Regions from separate parts of the Homo sapiens genome. Here region 2 is linked to region 1. Evidence: chromatin loops called from intact Hi-C (ENCODE). Cell type or tissue: PC-9. All regions are shown on one strand. Each heading gives the region's core, and the rest is flanking DNA. Links, peaks and the distances in the headings are about the cores only.

The links. A loop is a pair of places that touch in the nucleus more often than their neighbours do. Peaks named below come from ENCODE experiments on the same cell type or tissue, not always from the same donor. Only the 100,000 strongest peaks of a DNase experiment are listed, where the experiment ranks them.
Region 2: it touches region 1 in a loop (6-fold over the local background); 13 of 110 quality-filtered maps call a loop at or near these places.

The regions. Positions count from the first base shown.
Region 1 is chr2:102,467,337-102,477,140 of GRCh38, forward strand. SLC9A4 (solute carrier family 9 member A4) reads left to right here and starts at 5,890. Exons shown (of 12, transcript NM_001011552.4): 1 at 5,890-6,679. The coding sequence starts at 6,424. In PC-9, for the core only: CTCF peaks have their summits at 5,767 (motif pointing right) and 5,984; a DNase peak (open chromatin) is centred at 5,835.
Region 2 is chr2:102,796,709-102,810,265 of GRCh38, forward strand. TMEM182 (transmembrane protein 182) reads left to right here. Exons shown (of 5, transcript NM_144632.5): 4 at 1,155-1,292. Among named protein-coding and RNA genes, the nearest start is that of TMEM182, 41 kb to the left of the region's middle. In PC-9, for the core only: CTCF peaks have their summits at 9,718 (motif pointing left) and 9,918; no DNase peak of the experiment used is centred there.

The DNA.
Region 1 (9,804 bases), core at 1,805-9,804:
GGGAAGATACAATTGCTAGCTCAGCCATTTTAGACTGGGTTCAACTAGCCCTGTGACTTATTGTCTAAACAGTGGTGACTGGTGACAATGTGGGTAAATAGAGAAAAATGACACGTTTCATTTTTAACCACCTGTCTGTCTTATTTCCACCATCCAATAAATTTAGGATGTTTTGTGGACAAGTAACTTATTAGGAAGTATTATAGGATACTGAAGGATATTAGACTTCTACCTATGTGGAGTTTATAATCACTTTGAAATAAAATGAATCTAATACTAATCTGGTATCAATTCTGTATTAAGCATTTTTCTTTCTGTTATTTGTCATGTCACCTAATCCTCAAACATCTTTAGAATAGGCATCATCATCATCATCACCATCATCATCGTGGATAAAGTAACTGAGACTGAAAGAGGTTTAAGACTTGCCCAAGTTCACATAGCTTCAAATTTTTCCCCCTTGCAAAGTTTGTATTCCCTTAGGGAAGCTATCACAGTAGAACTGTAAGAATCTGACATTAACTCTGGTGTGAAGATCTGTCTTATTTCAAAGCTTACATTCATGCCCACCCCATCCACCCAGACTACACTGTGGTATTTACCCTCTCCTTCCATATAGGGGGGGTCTCCTGGACTTGATTTTGCCTTTACCCATCCCCTCTGTTTCACTCTGAGCAGTGGAAGTTTGACTTTGGGGAGCAGAGACAGAGCTCAGCTTTCTGTCCTGAAAGCAGGGTCATAGCTTTTGACTTCTCTCCAGCTTAAGATGTAGGCTTTCAATTTAGGGGTATGATATACCAGAACTTGATCCAGGCCATCCAGTTTAATTGCTAGCTGTGGTCTTGGAAGGCAAATCATCTTTCTGGACAGCATTGACCAATTCTCTATCACTACTCTTTTTCATTCTTCTTCCTAAAAAAGAATATAAATTTGAGCCCTGACAAAGTATCAAGAATTCAGGGGCAAGCAACAGATACTTTAGTCTCAGAGTGCTACACAAATACTTTCTGGTAAAGTCAACAATGAGCACACGTTATGGGAAGGAAGAAGAGGTGTGCTGATTATTTTGTTGAAAACTATTCCTGGAGAGAGGTGACTTTCTAATTCATCATGTGTAAAATATGGTGTCAGTTCTGCCTTTTTTTTTTTTTTTTCCTTTGGAGCTTCTCTAAAACAGAAGTTGCCTCTAGAAAACTGAGGGTAAAAAGAGAAGAATGTTCCCTAAGCTCCTCTTCTGGCTATGCACAGCTGAAACCCTGGGGGATGGATGGGAGATTCTCTTGCCATGTGTACCACCCTCAATTAGTCCCATGAGGGAAGACAGGATATAGCAATCTAAATTATAAGGCACCCACTGGGGAGAGGATGTCTGGCCATTCCTTTCCTGCCACTGGGCTCTATGTGTGAGCGGGTTTCTATGAACAGATGACAAGAACCACAGGGATTCTTGGGACTGGCACCAAAAAGGGGTCAGGAAGGCAGGTCAGAGAAGGTCAAGTTTCTACAACCAATATAGTTATCTGAATAATTAGATCAAAACTGTCAGGTATCCAATAGCTTGCTGCGGACCTAAAATTCCAGGATGATTCTTTTAACTCTCTGCTTTGCAAATGAAAACTGTTTATATTTTCCCTTCACCATCACAAGTATAAACAGGAAAGCGCACAGCACCCTGCGATACTCTGGTGCACCTGTGAATGGATCTTTTCTGAGAAATTAAGTTAACTGATAATTATTATTTGGATCATATTTCCATTTATTTAGATCTTCTTTAAACAATTTTTTTTAGAATACAAGTGTGACACTTTTTTGATAAACTTATTCCTAAGAATTGCATTTTTTGATGCTATTATAAATGGCATTATTTTCTTAATTCCATTTTGTTTTATTCATTGTCACTATAAAACACAATTTGTTTTTGCATATTGATCTCATATCCTACAAGCTTGTTAAACTCATTTATTATATCTAATAGTTTTTTAGTCAATTATTCAGGATATTCTGTTTAAATATTTTAGAGTAATCTATTTAAAAGATCATGCAAGTGGAAATAGTTTGACTTTTTTTCCTTCCAATCTGAATGCCTTTTGTTTCTTTTCATTGTCTAAATGCCCTGACTAAAAGCAGCTCTAGTAGAATATTGAATGGAAGTGGCAAGAGTGTATCTCTTTGTCTTGTTCCTGTTCTTTCAGGGAAATGTATTTAGTCTTTTCCCTTTAAGTATGATGTTGGCTGTGTATTATCATGTTGAAGAAGTTTCCTTCCATTCCTGACCTGTAGAGTGTTTTTAAAATAAAAGGTTGTTGATTTTGTCAAATGCTTTTCTCAGTCTGTTGAAATGGTCATGTGGTTTTGCCTTAATTCTATTGACATGTATGTTATATGAAATAATTTTTAAATATTAAACCAACCTTGCCTTCCTGAGATAAATCCCACTTTGTATAAATAAGTTTGAATTGTTACATCTTCTTGATAGATTGACACTTTTCTTTTTCTTAAATGTCCCTCTTTATCTCTAGTAACATTTGTTATTTTAAAGCATATTTCGTCAGTGTAAAGCCACTCAAGTTCTCTTAGCATAGTGTTTGTGTAATATATCTTTTCTCATTTTTTTTTTTTTTACTTTCAACCTACTGGTATCTTTGAAACTAAAATGTGACTTCTGTAGACAGTATGTAGTCCATAATTTTTTTCTGCCTAAAAACTGGATATTTTAGATGATTTCTTGTAGCAATTCTTGATGCTGCTTTCTCCCCCTCCCCCAACTCCAGGGCTTGTTGTTGCTTAATTGTTTGCTGTTTGTTTAGTGACTTGGCTGGACTATATCAGCAAAGTCTATTTCCCTGTGCAGCTTTTTATACTGATCCTCAGCCAGTGAAGCCTGGGGCATGGTTATAATACCCCTAAGCCCTTTCTCCCTTCCCCCAGAATAACAATGGTTTTAGCAGGCTTCTCTGACTTTCTTTCACTGATATATTAAGCTTCTAGCTGGTCTGTTGTATCTATTGACATCACACTCAACTGTTAGCCTCCAGTAACTGCTGGCTGAAATGGCCTATTGTTTTCAACAATGCCTTGGGTTATAAATTACTCCACAGTCCGATCCAATTAAAGTCAGGCTCCTTTGCAGGGTAATCTTTGAGACCAGTCTCTGAGACATGTTATAGCCTCAGGAGAGCTCTTTTCAGCCATCTCTTTTTCTGGTTCTTCTGTTAAACTTCTAGTTGGTCTACTCTTTAACTTATTGCAATCATGGAGCTACTAGCTTTTCTTCCTTGCTCACAACCTAAATCTTCATTGTTTTTGACAGTGCCCTTAGGCTTGAACATCTCTATATTTTGTTCCAAATAAAGTTAGCATACTTAGAGTTAGTTATAGAGTTCTCTGTTCTATAGCCTGTCTCCTCTCCTTGGCAGAAACTCTGTTCCACTACTCTGGAGATGGGGATAGAGATAGTAACCTACTTCTCTTGGAGTGATACCCCTGGTGTGTGAGTGGGATGCTGGACTGGGGTAGTAGCCACTGGTCATCTTGGTTTATTTCCAGTGTTGTGAAAACTCAGTCTTATGAGTAAGTTGAGAGTTATCGGGGTCCAGTATTCCTAATTTGCTGTTTCTGGGGTAGATTCAGTTACATTTGCCTGCAATAGAGTCTGTTCAACATATTGCTAGGATTGGGGTAGGGCAGAGTTTGGTTACGTATGCTGACAACCTGACTTTTCTGGGTAGAAACTGTAGTCATAAACTGGGATCTGGGATTAGAGGCAGCCCCATCCTCGTGGCTACATTCATCCAGAATAGAGTTTTTCTCACATTGAGCTGAGGGGTGGGTAGAGAAAACAGGCCGTGCCTTCAGGTCTTACCAATATTTAGAAGATTTTTTTCAATTTCTGTCTGCTCTTAGGACAATTTCCAGAGACTGGATGGTTGTTTTTGATTTTTAATGATCTCACCAGTTATAGTTGTTTCACTAGGAAATCTATGGTGCTTCTTATGCTGTCATTCTAGAAGAGCTTCTCCTTTCTTCCCCCTTTCCCCTCACTTTTGCTGCCCTTAGTTTGCACTTCTCATGGAAGCTTTGTCTCACATACACTTTCTGGGGACCTTATACTAAGAAATCATTTTAGAAAGAATGTTCTGACATCTGTAAGAAAGTACTGCATGAGTGGAAGTGATGCCGATGGTTGATGAAGTGGGCTGCTACATCTTAACCTGGACCACAAGTTAGTAGACTGTTGCAGAGCTCAAGTTGTTCTCTTACCATCCTCCCAAGATTGGCATTTTTACTCTGAGAGGGACTGGACTATCAGCCATCAGGTGATCATAAGGCTAAACGGGTTGCCATATACTCACAAAATTTGGAATTTTAGAGCAGGAAAGGGTTACCAGGTATGGACAGCATCTTTATTTTATAGATGAGAAAACTATAAAGGCTCAAACTATAAGGCTCAAACAGGTAATTTTCCAAAGCCAATCAGATAACTAATGTCTGAGTACATAAGTCTTTTGATTCTTCATTTTGGTCTTTCCACAAGGCACTATGTGAGACTTGCTCCCTCATTTCTTTTTAGAAAGAAAAGTACAATAAAATGCAAATAAAAATAAAACACCTATTATAAAGCAGCTTTCTATTAAAGGATATTCATATATTCTTTGAGAAAAAATAATCGACTCAATATGTGTACCCTTCTTGTAGTCCACCTGATAGTCTCATTTCAGTGACTGAATCTAATCTATTCTGGAGTCAAACTGAAGGAAAAAGAAAAAATATTCATATGTGAACTTTTAATTCTATTGCCTCACTATGAATTTGCATCTAGGTGTTAGCCCTTCTCAACCATTCCTTTCTCAATTTCCCAGTGATGTTAGCTGAGTGTGTGTGTGTGTGTGTGTGTGTGTGTGTGTGTGTGTGTGTGTGTGTTGGCTGGGGGGAAATCCCCTGCACTCACTAATATGAACTAAGAAAAAACAAAACACAAAGCATCTTGCAGTTTGATGTAAAAGAGATGTTGGGGTAGTATATGGATGATGTATTATTCTCATTTTTTACTGAGTATCAGTAATCATTGCAAAAGTGTTGTATCTTATCCTAAAAGTATAAGAAATGTAATTTAAAATAAAAACTAACATTTAAGTGCCAACTACATGCCAAATTCTTTACTTGCTTTATCTCATTTAATGTTCCTAGCTACTCAATGAGGCAGATATTTTCCTCTCTGTTTCAGATAAGGAATTTCTGAAAGGTAATTAACTTCACCAAGGTCACCTGGCAACAAGTAGAAGAGCGAGAAGTAGGCTCATAAAAATTATCTCAAAATTCTTTCATCAACATTCTATGATGCTGCTTCTTTTTAACAACAACAAATGTTTTTTAAATGGAAAATCTGGATGTGCCATGGAGTTTTACAAATCCAGGTATTTAGGTGTATTTATGGAACTTGTTCTTTGGCTTCCTGTTTTTTAAAAATTATAGTGTAAAGTTCATAGAGATCTGGAACTTCATTCCTTCTATGAATGACTGCTCATGGAGTCTGGTAACATGCAAAAGTTTCAGTGTTTGCTACCATCCTTGTTGTTACCACCTCCTTCTTATCCTCCTTCTTCCTCATGTATAGAGACCATATAAGACAGTTTGCTGGACAATTCTGGTTTGTGCCTATAGCTTTGCATAATTATCATTATTATTCATTCCCCAAAGTGTCCTGGTTTAGATAATTTCATGGTCACCTTAACGTTCATAACTGAAAGTGTCAAGGGTGTTGTATTGCAGGTGCCCACTAGGTGTCAGCAGTGTGACCTCCAGAGAACCCTCAGAGAAAGGATTTCATTACAAAAGTCAAATCAAAGCAAATAATTAAGTGTAGTTCCAGAGCTACCTGAAGCCGTGGTCATTCAAAACAAATGAGAGGACAGGGGGAGGAGAGAAGGAACAAGCGCAGATCAGGTAGCTCCTTCTTGGGATCTGATAGACAGGGAAGGTTTCCTTTCCTCATTAGAAGGACTCCAGTGATCTGTGGAATGAGCACTACAGTATCCTTTTAAATTTTCACCCACAAGACAAAGCCAGTATGCAGTGAAATGAGGAAATGCCTTTAAGTGAAGAGATTTTTATTTCTTTCATAAATTGCTCAAGCCATGATTGGATGGAGGTCCTCCAGGTAGCTCCATGGACTTTAACAAGTCTATTGAATAACTGCATTTGAGTTGGAAGCTGAGTTGCCTGAACACAAACGATTTAAACCAGATTAGAAAGTGTCTACATACAGAGCTCAATAACACACTCGGAATCTTCTTGGGAGGACCCACAGACTGTACCTATATTACTTTTGACCCAGGTGGATGCAGTCACTCTCTAGAAGCCTCCCCGACTTCAGATGTGTGGCACACATCCACACAGGGGTGTAGGTAGGAGAAGCCCACAGGAATGGCTCTGCAGATGTTCGTGACTTACAGTCCTTGGAATTGTTTGCTACTGCTAGTGGCTCTTGAGTGTTCTGAAGCATCTTCTGATTTGAATGAATCTGCAAATTCCACTGCTCAGTATGCATCTAACGCTTGGTTTGCTGCTGCCAGCTCAGAGCCAGAGGAAGGGATATCTGTTTTTGAACTGGATTATGACTATGTGCAAATTCCTTATGAGGTCACTCTCTGGATACTTCTAGCATCCCTTGCAAAAATAGGTAAGTCCTTAAACACCTGGTTTGGTGAGTTATCTTTTTACATAAGATAGTGAATGTGAAAATGCCTTATAGATAACGGGCTAAGAGGATTTTAACTGTTACTGCTATTACATTAAAAATTCTCTTCCCTTCAGTCAAGGGAAAGTCATAACTGCATTTTACTAAGCTATTTAATACTTTGAGATTGCTCTTTGAAATTTGAGAGCATACTTCTGGGTACTGGGCTGTGTTGGTTTCTTCTCATTTCAGGGTGACAACCATGTGACATTGTTGACATGCAAAACTCTCAAATTCTATGCTTTAAAAATATAGAGAATAAAGCACGTAGACCTGGGCATGATGCAAGGTGGAAATTTCAGGAAACACATAATGTTTCTTCTGTAAAATATTCTTGGCTGTGTAATTGTGGGCTTCATCAATCACCCCATTGTTTATTCTTTAAAAGTAGCGTGTGCTTCTTGCAAATTGACAGAAAGCAAAAAACAAGAAAACCATAGGCAACTTGTATTACTCAGTGATGGGATGTCGGGGCATATAAGATTATATCTGTCAGTAAAATATTAGTTTATACCTACCAAGTGGGGCCAGTGAGGCACCTCTAATTTCCTTTGTGAAATAAAGTGAATCCAAGTTAATAGATTAAATTCCAATCAAGGGATCTTTGTGTCAAAAACCAAAGAGGTGGCTATACTCTGTGACTGTTTAATCCCTAACTGCTCCTCCTTATCTCTTTAAAACCAGCTTATTCTAAAGTGGAAAATTAATATAATTATCTCAAATGCTAAGCACAATGCCTCCTTTGCCTCAGCTATAAACTTTATGCTATTTGAGTATGTAGATTGCCTTATTGAGATAGAATCAATGAAACATTTTAATTCTCATTTATTTATATGTGTATGTTTTCTCTAGGATGGGTGTGTAATGTGGGTTGAGCCTTGAGGTCTGGCAGTTACCTTCTGTGTGCTCTGGCTATTCACTTAGCTCCCTCCCTGTGGGTGTGGGGACACTGGTATAGGTGTCCCCTTTAGACTCTCCTTTATAGTTGCTATTCATTTTGAGCTAGTAAAGTGTGAATATTAAATAGGAATGTTAGTTTGAAGAAGTCTTGTGCAATTTGCTTAGTGAATAAGTTACACAAAGGATCTTACTATATTTTTAAGAGGTATACAAGTAAAAATGGCTTTCCAAATGGATAACATTCTCAGTTCAGAACAGTCTAACATCTTTTGTGAAATCATATAGACACTGATTGTGTTCAAGGTGATCTTACTTGGTACTTGAGTTTTCCTTTTAAAACAATATGCTAGAGATTCTGTGTTCCCTGCTCCCCATTCCACAACCTGGCTTCCTCTTCACAGAAATGGCTCAAGTCAATCTGAGTACCAGGAAACTCGTCCTGTCACTGACTAGCTAGTTGCTCTGTTTATCAGTAAACATCTAAACGCAGAAAGGCTGCATTTTGTCTTGGTTTTATATTTGTGTAAAACCTAGCTTGTTTTGTAGAGGCATTGTATGCACCCAGATTCATTCTGTCTAGGAGCGAAGAACACTGTGAAAATACGATTATTCATAGAACTGTTGGTTTAAATGTTCTTGATTTTCATGATGTAATTTAACATACTTTAGAAAAAAAGAGTAGGATATCAGAACACGCTTATTCGAGTACAATTTCATATTTACTAGTCTTCAAGAATTTAGATTATTTTTATATTCCATATGGACATGAGGAGTGAGGAGATAAAAAGGCCATATTTATTGAATATATACTATGTGCCAATTACTGGGCTGGTAGTTTTATGTATAAGGGCTTGTTTACTAGGGCCAAAATAATAATGATGATGATGATTTATAATTTCAGCACTTAAGAAATGCATATGAGTTTTTAAAGATTATGTTATAAAACATGAATCAGAATAAAATTAATAATCATTATTATGATTCATTCTTTTATTCCTCATTCCATCAAGGTACATTTTCTGAGAACCCATGAAATATGTGGAAATGACCATGGTCCCTGACCTCAAGGGACTTGGTCTAACGGGGAAGATAGGTTAACTTAGTACTTATTGCCCATAGATACTCTGACAGAAAAACATCAAAACTCTCCCCCAATCCTTTTTAAAACACCCAACTATATGCACTTATAAAACAAAGATAATGTATAACAAAGATAATACAAAGCCACCTCAGACTTTGTGGTTTATCTTCTACTTCAGTTCCACATCTTAGAACATCACAGATGAATGTTTCTTGAATCTTTGGGAAGAACATAATTGTAGGGCGTTCTTTGACTTTCAGACAGGACTTTTAATATTTGTGTCCATTTAAGCTCTAAGGCCTGAAACTGTAAATTTTAAATGATTGACTCTATTGTCCATCATGAAAGGGAGAAGTTTTAAAATGTGAAAGGCATGTAGCATTTCCCTTTACAAGGCCCTACTTATAGGTGTGTGGCCTCTTCCTGCTACAACTGTGTAGAGAGCAACTTGGCTTAAGGCAGGTGAATGTTGGAACCATTTCAGGAAACTGGATTCCTGGAAGCAGGGCCAAACTGGGGAGCCACAGGGCCTGAGAAAATCACACTATGGGCTCTTCCACCTCCTTTACATATTGAAAAAAGTTAAGTTTGGTTAAAATAAGCACTAACTGAAGAAGGAGGAGAAGGAAAACGGTAAGGAGAAAGAGAAGAAGGAGGAGATGGATAAGGAGAAGGAGGAGGAGGAAAAAGGAAGAAGGAGGAGGAAGAGAGTAAGAAGGAGCAGCAGGAGTTGGACAAAGAGAAGATGAAGAAGGAGGAGGAGAAATAGGAGGAGAAGAAGAAATAAGTAAAATAAAGAGGAGGAAGAGGAAATGCAGAAATAAGCAGTGATTAGAAAATGATGAGTTCAGTGCTCCAGAAGAGGTGCTTACACCAACCCTGAAGCCAAATGAAAGTGGGGATGGTATTCCTTGGTGATAATTATACCCTGTTGTGTTAACTTTCTTGCTTATAGTGAATGGAGAAGTTCAAAGCCATGGTCAGGGAAGCTCATATCATCTATGGATGGGTGAATCTAACAATTCCCAAGGAGATATTTGCTGGCTCCCCATGGCCTATGGCTGGAAGTCCACCGCCTTCCTTAGGT
Region 2 (13,557 bases), core at 5,558-13,557, 330 kb after region 1:
CTATCATGTATTCCTGTTTTCAGGACTTGGTTATTCACATAAAAATCCGAGCCTTCCTTTTCCATTTAACTGAAGTGACTCCTCTTCTCAAATTTCCATCCTCCCATCCTCTTTCCTGTAAAACTCCAGTTGATTGATAGATTTCTTCTTTGCCAGGAAGGCTTCTTGAGAAAAAAAAATATTCTTTTCCTTCTTATCAAGTTGTATATTTTCTTAAAATATAACTTGACTAATATGTTTCACTGAGCGTTCCCCCATCTATACTATCAAGAATTTATTTTAGCTTTTTATCCTTTTGGAAATGATGAAATTGGTTAAGATTGGTAATTATCCAACTCAAAAATGATCGTTAGAATTCCTTTTTGTTTGATTACCATATATCACCAAACCTACTATTTCTTACCAGCTGTTTCCATTAATTTAGCCTTGCTTGTCCTTGACTCCTATAGACTCCTATACTTCTCATTTTGAATCTAAGTGAAAATATTAATAGAAAGAGGTAAGCCTTAAATACATCTGATTTAAATTATCAGATTTGCTTGGAAAGCATAGCTAAACGAACTTCTTTTATGGTTTTGCTTGTCATTTTTTATTGCCTTAGACTGTTTTCTATAGAGCCAACAATCTAAATAGAAGTGGATATTTTTGTTGTGGTTAGGGGCTTGGGGTGACTATTATCAGCTCTCAGAGATAATCATGGTACAAATATATCTTAGAAGAAGATGTGAGGTAGTGTTTGTAAATAATGTGAATGCATTTACATGTGTTTGGACATTCGGTATGAAACACTTCTAGGCTACCCAACTGGGTACTTAAATGGGAGAACTCTTTAGAAGCAAGAACCTTAGGTCTTCTTGCTTCTAAAATGGAAAATCGTGATGGAAAAAAGAGCTCCCACAGTATATTAAGCATGTGTGTGGTACAAACATTGAGCAAGAGGAGTTGATTGAAGGTCACCAGCTTGGACATCACTGATTCCAAGGTCATCTGATAAGATCTCCTGTTTGTTCAGACCCATCCCTGGCATTCTATCTAGCAGTGCCATAGCTGAAATTAGAAAAATGAAGATGAAAGCAACTGACTGTGACAATCTGCTGTGTACACAATCTAAGTGTATTTTTCTTTCTTTTCTCTTTTCCTCCTGGGGTCTCCAGTTTACCGTGGTTTCTGGGCAGTCCTGATGCTCCTGGGGGTAGTTGCTGTAGTCATCGCAAGCTTTTTGATCATCTGTGCAGCCCCCTTCGCCAGCCATTTTCTCTACAAAGCTGGGGGAGGCTCATATATTGCTGCAGGTACGTACGGTGCAATGGGTATGACTTTCAGCCACGGTTTTTCTTCATGTCTTTCTATTTTTCATTTCTATATTCAGGCGTCAGCCTTCTAGTAACAGTAACACAATAATATTTGTATACAATACTTCTTGAACACTAACTAATAATATTTGTATACAATACTTCTTGAACACTAACTGTGTGTCGGACACTTTTCAGGGACTTTCCCTTTTCCACATGCTGACACATTTAACCATCATGATAGTCTCTGCTCACTGTAAGGCCATTATTATAAAGAGGAGAACACTGAGGCTTAGAGGAGAAAACTCTGTCACTGACTCACTCCAAGGTGTGTAAGAGACTGTTAACCTCTTACCCTATTAATTTTCTGTCTGTAAATGGGGATCGTAACATAAGTCTCTGTAACATATCAGCATATGATATGGGTAGGCATTTTCTGAGCTCTTCAAAGATAGCCCTGTGATGATATTTATGATAAGCATACACTCATGATTTATCATAGGTACAAAAATATTTTTCTACATCACTCCCATTCATTTTCTTAATTGTTTGTTGATGCCAGGTGTGGTGGCTCACACCTGTAGTCCCAGCACTTTGGGAGGCTAAGGTGGGTGCATCACTTGAAGTCAGGAGTTTGAGAACAGCCTGGCCAACATGGTGAAACCCTGTTTCTACTAAAAATACAAAAAAATTAGCCAGGCGTGGTGGCATGTGCCTGTAATCCCAGCTACTCAGGAGGCTGAGGCAGGAGAATCACTTGAACTCGGGAGGCGGAGGTTGCATTGAGCGAGATTGTGCCACTGCACTTCAGCCTGGATGACAGAGCGAGACTTTGTCTAAAAAAAAAAAATAATTAATTAATTGTGATCCATATGAATTATCTGAATATATTATTTTCTGTGTGAAGCTTGCATTTATTTTAGTTAGGTTTCTAACTAATTTAATTTCTGCTAAAATGATCACACTACAAATAGAAAAGTAATTGAAGAGGTGAGTCTTGTGAATTTTAAGCCCTTTTCATTTAATTAGGCAGTGAAAGCCAGACTATTAACTTGGAAACATAAGCACAGGCTATTATTTGTAAAGATAATTCTAGAAAACTAGCCAAACTTCAGTATGACTGAGACCAAACTGTACATACTATGCTGTATTGTAACATCAAACCAGAGTGACAGAGTGCTCCTAGGTGACACTGTAGTGACAGTTGAAGGAAAGGAACAGAATGGAGAAGGTTACTGTCCTTCTAATCATTGGAAAGATGGCTTGTGATGCTGCCCAGTGTCATTTCATCAGTGCTCAGGTAACACAATACTTTCTGCATAAGATTGTGCTTAATTCTGCAGAGGGAATAAAAATAATAATCAGATCTAGATCCTGTATTTTGTAGGGGCCAAGAGGAACAGAAGGTTCCCTGAAAAATCCACTTGGAAAAGGCAGATTAATTGAAGAAAAGGCATACATATAATTTCATGTGTATACCTGGGAGCTTTCAGATTGAAGACCCAAAAAGATATGGGCAAATTGTCCATTTTTATGCTTAGGTTCAACAAAGGATGGGCAGCTGTGTAGAAATATGATTGGACAAAAAGGGCAGGATCTAATGGTCATAGACTAAGTGGGGAACCCAGCGAGGCCTGTCCGTTTAGCTTCTTCATGGCTTCACTGAGCAGCACGCCTTCCTTCTGGGTGTGGGGCGGGACCCTCTCTGGAATTGGCAAACAAGGTAGGTCCGGTCAATTCCTTTGTCCTTTGTGGCCAATTTTTACACAGAAAGGTGGAGGGAGAGTTAGAGTAATATGTTCAGGTTTCGTGGCTGGCTTTGGGGAAAGGAGTTCTGGTTTCTATGATTCACCTTTGTGGAGAGGGGACCTTTGTGGTTTCTAAGGCCAGCCTCGGGAGAGAACAGGACTGGGAGGCAGGAGGGCAGGAGAAGGTCAGAGAAAAACTTTTGCTCCTGAGGCTGCTGCTGGGGCTTCATTTTGGAGTTTTGTTTCCTGAGCCCCAACAGTTTAAAGAGCTAAAAAAAAAAATCTCACTCTGAGAAGAACCCTGTTAAACCATTCTTTCTTTTGTCTTTTATTTGAACTGTTTTCTTTCACTGGATTTAGCCATTAGAGCTCTTCATTGTAAAAGCCTTTTTTACTGAGATGTAATCAACATACAACCTACCATTTTGATGTGTATAATTCAGCGTAGGGTTTTAGTACATTCACAGAGTTGTGCAAGAATCACCACTATCTGACTTCAGAATATTTTTATTACTCCACAGAGAAACCTTGTTTTCTACTCTCCTTCTCTCCTGACCAGCTCTAAGAAACCTCTAATCTACTTTCTATCTGTATGGGTTTGCCTATTCTGAATATTTCCTATGAATGAAATCACACTATATGTGGACTTTTGTGTCTGGCTTTTTTCACTTAGATCTGATAAATTATCATCCCTCTGCTTGAATTCATAATTCCATAGGACCAAATCCCATATCCTTATATCCCTTAAAACTGAGCATCTTCTTGGCCAAAAAAATTTTTCTCACCCAAACGACACTTTACCCTTTCCCTTTTCAAAGTTCCAGTAAGGGTACACATTTTTCTATGGTCTTCCCAGAAATAACAGTGCTCTGTTTACATGTACAAATATTTGTTTCTTCTTTTTCCTTGCTTTTTTTTTTGTAACCACAGTTTTTCAATAGAGGGAACATGTAATCACCATAGTTTAGTGATAATGTATTATGGGCAGCATGATCGTTTTAAACTCAGAACTGCTTTGATCCTGGTTTTCGTTCTGGTTTTGGACAGTTTGTGTGTGTGTGTGTGTGTGTGTGTGTGTGTGTGTGTGTGTGTGTTTAGTAGCTTTGAAAAAAAATTGTTGGTCTTTTTCCATTTTGCAATTTGTGCAAAAAGCAATATACGTGAAGAGTTATGTTTGGCTGAGAACTGTGTAGGAGGATAAAGCATTTAATGTACTCATATATCCATACACCTGTAACTGGTGGATTTTTTCTTTTTGTTTTTATTGTGATTTTTAATTGACACAATAATTATACATGTCAGATTTTTTTAAATGAACCTTGTGTTGCTTATGGTAAAGGGCCAAGTGTTTCCTTGCTCAGGACTTCATGCAAAAGCCCCGAGAAGTTCTGAGGTGTCCAAGGTGTTCCCATTTTCAAAGCCATGAAACTAGGTGATTCAGAGGACACTTACTTTACATTTGACTTTTATTATAATTTCCTTTGTGGCACTGTTGCAGGAATCAGGAGGACCAGAGAGACCTCAGGGTAAAGCAGGAGGATTTTATGGAGTGCACTCAGACCCAGTGGATTAACATCCTGAGACTGGGCCCAGAACAAAGACAGCTCTTGAACTTTATACACACTTCAAAAAGGGGGTGGGCTAGCTTGAAGCAGGCTTTCAGTGGCATGAAAGCAAAGAAACAGAGGCAGAACAAAGACAGTTAATCAAATTGTGGTAGGTATGTAACTCAGGATTACATATGACCATTGCGGTGCAGCCCAGATGGCTGTTATCTGGGTTTGCTCTAGTGTCTAGCACGGGCTTATCTCATAACCGTTGCTATGGTGCCCAGATGGCTGTAGTTCAGGCCTGCTCAGGCTTCTCATGACCTTCATTGTGCCGCTTAGATAAAACAAAATACTTGAAGTTACTAGTTACAGAGAACAGGAAGCTATAAACTCATACTAAAAAGGGAAAGGAAAATTTGTTTTTCTTCTCCCTTTGCTGAGGGAGTTCTCCAGAGTACATTCCTTTGTGTCCTAGCTTCTTAGATAGTGTTTACAAGGCTTTTCCTGGGTCTGGGCTATGCCTGTTGCTGCCTCTGGGATAAGTCAGCCTAATACAGGGAAGCTTATTTCTTTTTCTACTTAATTTTATTTTTCTTTCTTTAATTTCCACCTCAGCACAACTCTACATTGTTTGTGTATGACCATTTGTTTACCAAGAGCAGGGAGAGCTACCCTGTTGCGTGGGATGGAATGTGACTGGTCACTCGCTCTTGAGGCTTCCATGCCAACCCTGGGCCAGCATATTGAGCTCTGCCCACAACTAGGAGCAGGTGCAGCCTGGGCTCAGGCTTGCGGTGGCTGCTTTATCGATGCCACAAACAGAATTGGACGCTGTCTGTATTTTTGGGCAGATGGTGTTAGGGAAGGGCAGAGCTAAATTTTCTATGACCATTGCTGGGTATGTGCACATAGGAAGACTCTTTGGCATCAGCAGCACTGTGTTTAGACATTCCGTGCATGGCAGAGGGATGCTGATATCAGGCTGTGGGGTAGGAGCGGTGGGGCCCATGGTGTTCCCTTTGCTGGGTCAACAGGCTCAGAGCAAGGCTCAGAAGGCTTGGAAGGTGGATATTGCTTCTCCCTACACTTGGGCAGAGACTTCCTCAGGCAGGCCAGGCCACCTGTTTCCAGGAGAGTCAGTTCTGGGCAAAGTGTAGTCATTGTCAGGACATTGACCCTCAGCCTGTGTTTCAGCAAGTGATCACACAACTCTGCAGGACCTAAACTGCTGCTGTTTGTTTTAACGTGGACTCACAGAGAACTCTTAGATACACAGGGGTTGTCACGCATCTCCTCCTGCCCCGTGGCATTGGATGTGATAGGAAAGACGCAGGAAGTGTTAGGATGGGTAGGCATGGCATTCTAAACATTGGCTTATATGAAGAAAATTACTGTAGAGCTGAATAGTCATAATCCCTGTGCAAAGCAACATCAACACAGCAATTTCTGTATGTCAGCAGGACATCTACGTGTGTGAAATGAGTAAGGATGTGGCCTGGACACTCAGGACACTGGCATTGGGAGATCAGCCATAAAATTTGATATCTTACCAGCACATCAAGCTAGAAACATTTTTCTGCCATAATTGAAGTAGCCTTTTCTTAAATGGCAAACTGGGATGTATGTGGAATTTTGCTGCAGAAAGTAGAAACAGAGTCTTTCTGGGTGGAGGAGACTGCAGAGCTCTGAACCTTGGACTAAGTCCCTTGTTAGACTCACAGGCTGGTGAGACTACCTAGACGTCTTGAGAGTAGAAGGATTCAAGCAGCCCCTATTCCAGGTCCAGGATGTGCTCATGGAAGCAAAGGGTATCTTTGCAGTGTAGCTTAGTCCCTTGAAACACCACAGAGGCCAAGTTGAGTCTTGTTTCCTGCATGTGCCTGCTTGCTCTGCCCCATTCCACGAGCACAGGGTGAGCTCTTTGCCCCAGACAGCTCACAAGTTATTGCCTCTCACCAGGGATATGAGCAGGGCTGATTGGGATGAATTGTGTGAATCCTCTGCCATGTGCGGCAAAATGCCTGAAGCACAGCCGTCTGCAGCTCACCCGTCCTTCCCTGCTCTGGAGGCAGTGCTTTCTGTAAGTGTAGGGATGGAAACACTTAATCTAGTGTAGGAAAGGTTAGTAGATATAAAGGGAATAGGAAGTTCCCATCTCTAGCAGGTTAGACTGACTTAAAAGGAAGTGGGATTTGTGGTTTGGTTTCCTTTTTTGTTTTCAAAAGATCAAAAGAAATGGCAATAGCCCATCAGTAAACCACATTTATTTGCAACTGAGATAAGAGAGATAAGATGGATACATAATACGTAATTCAGGATTTTTTTCTCCTTAATACTAGAAAAAACAGCTCGCAGAAACCAAGCAACATAGTTCAGGTGCTCATTTTCCTTTGGCTGAGGCTGAACATGTTGCTCGCAGAGGCTCCTCATGTTTTCCTCCAGGTAAAGGAGGATGTGGCGGCTGTCAGAGCAGGAGAGTGTGTGGGGCAAGTCAAGAGCAGGACGGCTTAGGAAGAACTGCCGACAGCCTGGAGGCAGGCTGTCTACACTTGCAGGCACACGCAGCCCTGCCGTCCACACCTGCAGGCACACGCAGCCCTGCCGTCCACACCTGCAGGCACATGCAGCTCTGCCGTCTACACCTGCAGGCACACGCAGCCCTGGCATCCACATCTGCATGCACACGCAGCCCTGCTGTCTCTATGTCTATCCTGTGAGAGATCTGGGCTATAAATAGCTGCACACTGTGGACAAGCGCAGGGAACTCCCTGGGAGGGGCTGGCCAAGGTGTGGCTACAGTGGCTTTTCTTTTTTTCTTTTTTTTCCTTCACATTTTAGTTTCTTTTTTTATTATTTTATTTTTTAAAACAATTTTTCCATAGGTTATTGGGGTACTGGTGGTGTTTGGTTACATGAGTAAATTCTTTAGCAGTGATTTGTGAGATTTTGGCACACCCATCACCCAAGCAGTATCCACTGCACTCTATTTGTAGTCTTTTATCCCTTGCCCCCTTCTACCCTTCCCCCCAAGTCCCCAAAGTCCATTGTATCATTCTTATGCCTTTGCGTCCTCATAGCTTAGCTTGCATATATTAGTGAAAACGTACAATGTTTGGTTTTCCATTCCTGAGTTACACCTAGAATAATAGTCTCCAACCTCATCCAGGTTGCTGTGAATGCCTTTAATTCATTCTTTTTAATGGCTGAGTAGTATTCCATTGTATATATGTACCACAGTTTCTTTATCCACTTGTTGGTTGATGGGCATTTGGGTTGGATCCACTACAGTGGTTTTTTAAAAGCTTCTCTGACTTTCCCTGGTATGTGACAAGTAGGCTTGCAGGAGAAAACCAAAAGCATAGCTTCCCAATAGGAAACCGAATATTTTACCTGAGTTCAGACTTAACATATTAAGAGCTCTGGTGTGTGGGAGGTTGGTGGTGGAAAAAAAAAGTAGTTAATATAAACTATTTGTTACTGATATGCCAGTCAGATGCATCTCTTGTACTAGAATTAGTGTCTTCAGTTTTGATGATCAAAAGACCCAGGTGCACTAGATCTGCCTTCTAAACAGCATAGACTAGTTACACTCATATTTCTAAAAGTACCTGCTTTGTAGACTCGCTTTGTGCCTTCCATTGTCACAGTTGGGATTTGTCTAAAAAATCACTGTCATCCAGACACTGATCCTGTTATAATATGGGAACACCTTCCTTCAAATTTTAATGTGGATTTTCCAACGTCCTTGGTCTGACATTTTCCACAAATGTCAAATGCCAGCATTAGTCAGCCTTGCTTAATATTATATAGAAAAGAGATGTGACGGCTTTTATTTACAAAAATATTTTAAATGTGATTACTTTTCTTTCTCTGATTCTTCCTTGCAAGCTTATTTTCCCCGCATTGCTCTTCAGTGGAAATGTGTCTAACTGGTTGTTAGAATCCATTTTAAAATGGGGCACTAATATGGGAGAAAATGAGGAAATCAAATCCCAAAGCCTGCTCCTTGAGTCTGGAACATCTTAGTTGGGTGAAGGCTGTGAGAATGTGAAGAGAGGAATGAGAATGTGAAGAGAGGAGACACAGAGCCATTTCTTTGGAGAGAGCCATTGCTTTCCTGTAAGTGTCCACCCAACCTGACGGACCTTGTTGTCCACCCAACCTCCAACCTTGTTGGAGACATTCTGGTTCACGGTCTAACACCTGCCCAGATAAATCACCATCTCAGGAATACCTTTGGTGGAGCTTTTCTGAACAACCTTAAACTTCAAACTTGAATAAATGCTTCCCCACACTCCTATCGTTCCCTCAAAAAAAAAAAAATGTGCTGTTCTTCTAAGAAGTAAAATGACAGGCCTGGCAAACAAATGTTTTTACTCATATGACATACTATAATGAGGCATCATTAATCTTTATCCTGAAAGACGGTTTTCAGATGTGCAAAGTGAGAAGATTATTTCTCTGAACCGAGTGTGGTGGTGGTGCCTGCAGTCCCAGCTACTCGGGAGGCTGATGCAAGAGGATTGCTTGAGTCCAGGAGTTGGAAGCTGCAGTGAGCTGTGACCGCACCACTGTACTCCAGCCTGGCAGAGCGAGATCCTGTCTCTAAAAAAACAAAAAAAACCCATACTGTCTCTGGTCTGGAATTAGGTTTTGTCACAGTGAAAAGGCAGACTGAATTTCCATAAGCTTTATTCTCCTTTTTCAAAATATGTGTCTCATTACTATCTACTATTTACTCAGTACTAAGGGATTTAATTTCTTTGCAAATATTTCCTTTCATTGAAAACCATCCTATCCCCCAAATAGTCACTTTGCTCAGAACTAACTAGTAGTGAGTGGCCAAAAAATATTGTATTGGTTTTTTCACTAAGTTTTATAATTTTTTTTTTCTGAGCCATTTGTTTTCTTTACATTTTCGTGTATGGAAAGAGAAGCCTAATGTGCTTGACCTAGGCTAACGGTCTGTCCTGAAAAGAATTTTTACTTCCTAGAAGTAAAGGGCTGATGGGCAGGGGAAGGCGGTTGGCTTGACTGGACACTCAAAGAAGAAATTGTCCTCAATACGAACGAGCTTGAGCCTGGATTCACCTTCTGTTCTTGGCAAAACATTTTGTCATGGGACTGTGGGGTGACTGGTGCCACCTCGTGGAGAGTTCCAGAAAGACACTGGGAGATGCATTGGAGGTCATCATTCCCTTACTCCTCTGAAATCTCAGGACTGGAAGACACCACAGCGAGTTTATTCTTTTGCCTCTTGGCCTGTCCTGAAATAGCCCAGTCACATGAGAATCTCTGATGCTTTAGAAGATTTCAGAGAGTAACATTTGCTAACCATTAGCAGGAGCTCGTGCCAAAGCTTAATAATAATAATAATAATAACAAAATTAGCCCATGCTTATTAGTTGTTTGTCATGTTCCAGGCACTGTTTTCAGGACTTTTCCTCTGTTCGGTCCTCATGACTACTTTCTGAGGTAGGCACTTGGATCCTCTCTATTTTACCAATGAAGAAACTGAGACAGAGCAGTACGAAAGTTGCTCAGGGTTACTCAATAAAGTGTAAAGTGTGAAACTTTGAGGCAGGATTTGAACCAGGGCAGTCAGAATCCAGGGGTGTGCCCTCAATCACATCCTACTTCCTGAAACTCAATTCTTGTGAATAAATATTTCCTTGGCATTAGATGAAATTCTCATTTTCAGATTAAACCCCTAATTACTTGTGGAAATAGGTAAACCCCCATGGTCATTCTCTGTTAATGATTGTTACTCAGTAGAGTACAGAGCACTGGGTATGTAGGATGTTTAATGATAAAAATTGTTATGACAATCTAAGAAAGTTATAAATGCTTGAGAAACCCAATCAGCATTTTATATATGTTGTTGACTAAATCAAACTATGAGTCTAGAAAATGAAAGGGAAGAGGGAATTATTGTATTTGGAAAGCAGAATGATGAAGTGTGTGCAGCAATGAGTGTTTGGAAATCAGAAAAGTGTAATCATGATATTGTAACAGCAGAAAGAATTAAGGCTGTGTCAGAAAATTGGAGAAAAAATGGAAAACAAGTCTGAGAAAATGAAGAATGGAGATAAAGAATGTGGACGATTATGCATTAGTTGTTCTGTAATCTGAAGCATAATTTTATGGGAAAACAATAGCATACTAATGTAAAGAAGAGCAAACTAATTTTTCAAAAACACAATTTTAAATCATTTAAAGTAACTTCTAGCTTTTCTCAGAAAGATTGTCTAAATATTTTGATGAATGCAATAATATTTATGAGACTACTTTGAAAGTACATTACAATATTATGACAAATATTACTCTTTAGCAAATGTGGAAGTGGCAAATTTCCCTTTTCCCAGATATAATATGGAGAAAGTTAAGAGTACATGTTGGACTCTGGAATGCACCTGTGATAGCTGGTCACGCTGCACTAATCCTCATATTTCGTCCTTTAGCAAGACATAGAGGACTTCACTGAAGTAGAGAAAGCCCTCAGACACTTCGATTTCTAAGGTTCCTCGTTGTTAAAATTAATACATATGAAAACAAGTTTGCAAATATTGTAGCATTTTTAGTGTTTATATTTAATATATTAACTCTCTATGCTTTTACAATTCATACATAAATGAATGACCCTATATACAACATGATTTGTAGATATCATGCAAAGGCTAATTGGGAGTCTTTTATGAATGCAGGGCTAAAGTCAAATCATCCTAATGGACCCCGACAGCATTCGTAGCATGAGGGAGCATTGAGATTCCATCCTAAGAGGTTAATCAGCTGCCTGTTCTCACACAGCCAGCTTCTTAAGAGTCTAGCTCTTTCTCCTTGGTTGTAATTTTTGACCCCCTAAATTAAAGCCTAGAGATGCTCCTTAAATATTGCAGAGGCAAGTCTTTTTCCAAAGGAGTTCCAGAAATAATGCTATAAGGATGGGTTGTGTTCTAGGTGGCTGAACGATGAAAGCTGAATGAGCCATTCAGCTTTCCAATCTCCTACAATAATTGAGCGCTATGGAATAATTGTTAAAAGTTTTGCTGAGGAATTAATGTTTGAGGAAGACAGTTAAGGCAGTGTTTTATTAAGAACCATGTTCTCAGTTGGATTTAGCAGGGCTGCTTGTGGGTGGGGAAAAGGGAGGAAGCTTCAGCAGGTGCACTTCAGGTGCCTGCCGTAGCATCGATAAGTTCCAGTGCCATTTTATCAGTTTTGCCTAAGATTGTGCTCCATACAAAAATTTCATTACCATATTTTTCTAAAATCATTTGTCTAAGAAAATGTTATCCATTATTTCAAAATTTCATGTATGAGTTAGAACATCACAAAACGGTATATTCCCAGTAGTTTCATTCATAATAGTTAGAACAACCCAAATGTTTATCAGTGGATAAACAGATAAACAAATTTTGATATACTCATACGATGGAATAATGCTCAGCAATAAAAAGGAATGAAGTGTGAACACATCTTGAGAACATGAATGCATTCTCAGGCATTATGTTGAGTAAAAACATTCCCAAACAAAAGACTGTATACTGCTATGATTCCATTTATAATGACGTTCTAAGGACAAAACTGAGCTATAGTGATAGATGCTTTGGGTAGGAGAGTGAAGAGGCATAAAGAACCTCTTTGAGTGATGCATACATTCTATTTTTAATTGGTTGTGGCTACACTGATGTTTACATTTGTCAAAACCCATCAAATCTTACACTTGAAATCTGTACATTTTACTCTATGTAAAGTATATGTAAATTAAAAGAATGAGAAAGAGGAACAATAAACCTGGAATACTTTTGCCCATTAGGAAAACCTTCAGACTATGGCAGTTTAATATCATATCTTCAAACTTTAGGTATGGGCTGATTTAAGAAATGTTTATATGAAGATGTTTTATGTATTTTCTGCAAAAGCCTTTTGTAGGGGTATGGTCAGTCAGGGTATTCAGTGTCCCTGTGCAGATCTGCAGAAGGCATTCCCAGTATCTCCCTTGAAGAATTGCTTCGTTTCTTCTTCAAAAATTACAGTAAATACATAGCTTATCAAATTTCTTTTTTGTTCTTTCTTCTGGACATGTCTGCTCTAAATTCACCGTTTCATGAATGCTGCTATCCTTAGCACACTTACCCAGGCCCCAGATTTTTTCTTTGATTCTATACTTAGCACAAATGTGACCTGCTGCCTTCTAGGCAGCTCCACCTAGAAAAGTAACCTAGTCCCCCACTGCTTCCTGGAAACATTTTCCCTGTTGCAGAATGTTTGGGAATGTTTTCAGCTTAACCTATGAGACTCGTGCTCTCAGGGTTCAGTCTGAGTTATTCCACAGGCTCAACGTTTGACCTTGGTGGACAAATAAGTGACAGCAATCCTCATTTCCATCCTCTGTTGAAAATAGCCACAATGAGGAAGCCGATGCTATCATCCTTAACATTTTATGATGTTTACTTTCTAATTCTATGTAGATGCCCTGCTAAATATTGCACTACCTTTAGAGTGTGTGCAGCCTTTACGTAGAAAAAGGACGATTTTGTTTTCTGATTCTAGTTTACTTTTCACCTTAACTTCATAATGAGTGTTTTGACTGTGCAGTTCTATGGCTTTTCTTATGCCCATGGAAAACTGAAATGAGTTGCCTCTGCATTTGTGTGGAAGCATGACTAAAGGAGGCCATTGAATCATCTCGAATTTATGATTCTTCCCCAAGTAACCTATAACTGCTCATGACTCAAGTTGTGAAAGCCCATTTAAAGGCAGTCGAGTTACATCTAAGAAGTGAAAGATCAAGTCTGTCATTTTTAAATAATCCAAAACACTCTCTTTTTAAAAAAAAATACATGTAAGAGTATATGTGCTTCTAGACAATAATAAAGCAGTTTGATACTTTGCCTAACTTTTTTAGGAAAAAAGTTTTCATTTCTCGGGCTAAATTTTTCTCTTCTATGGATTTGTTTTTAAATC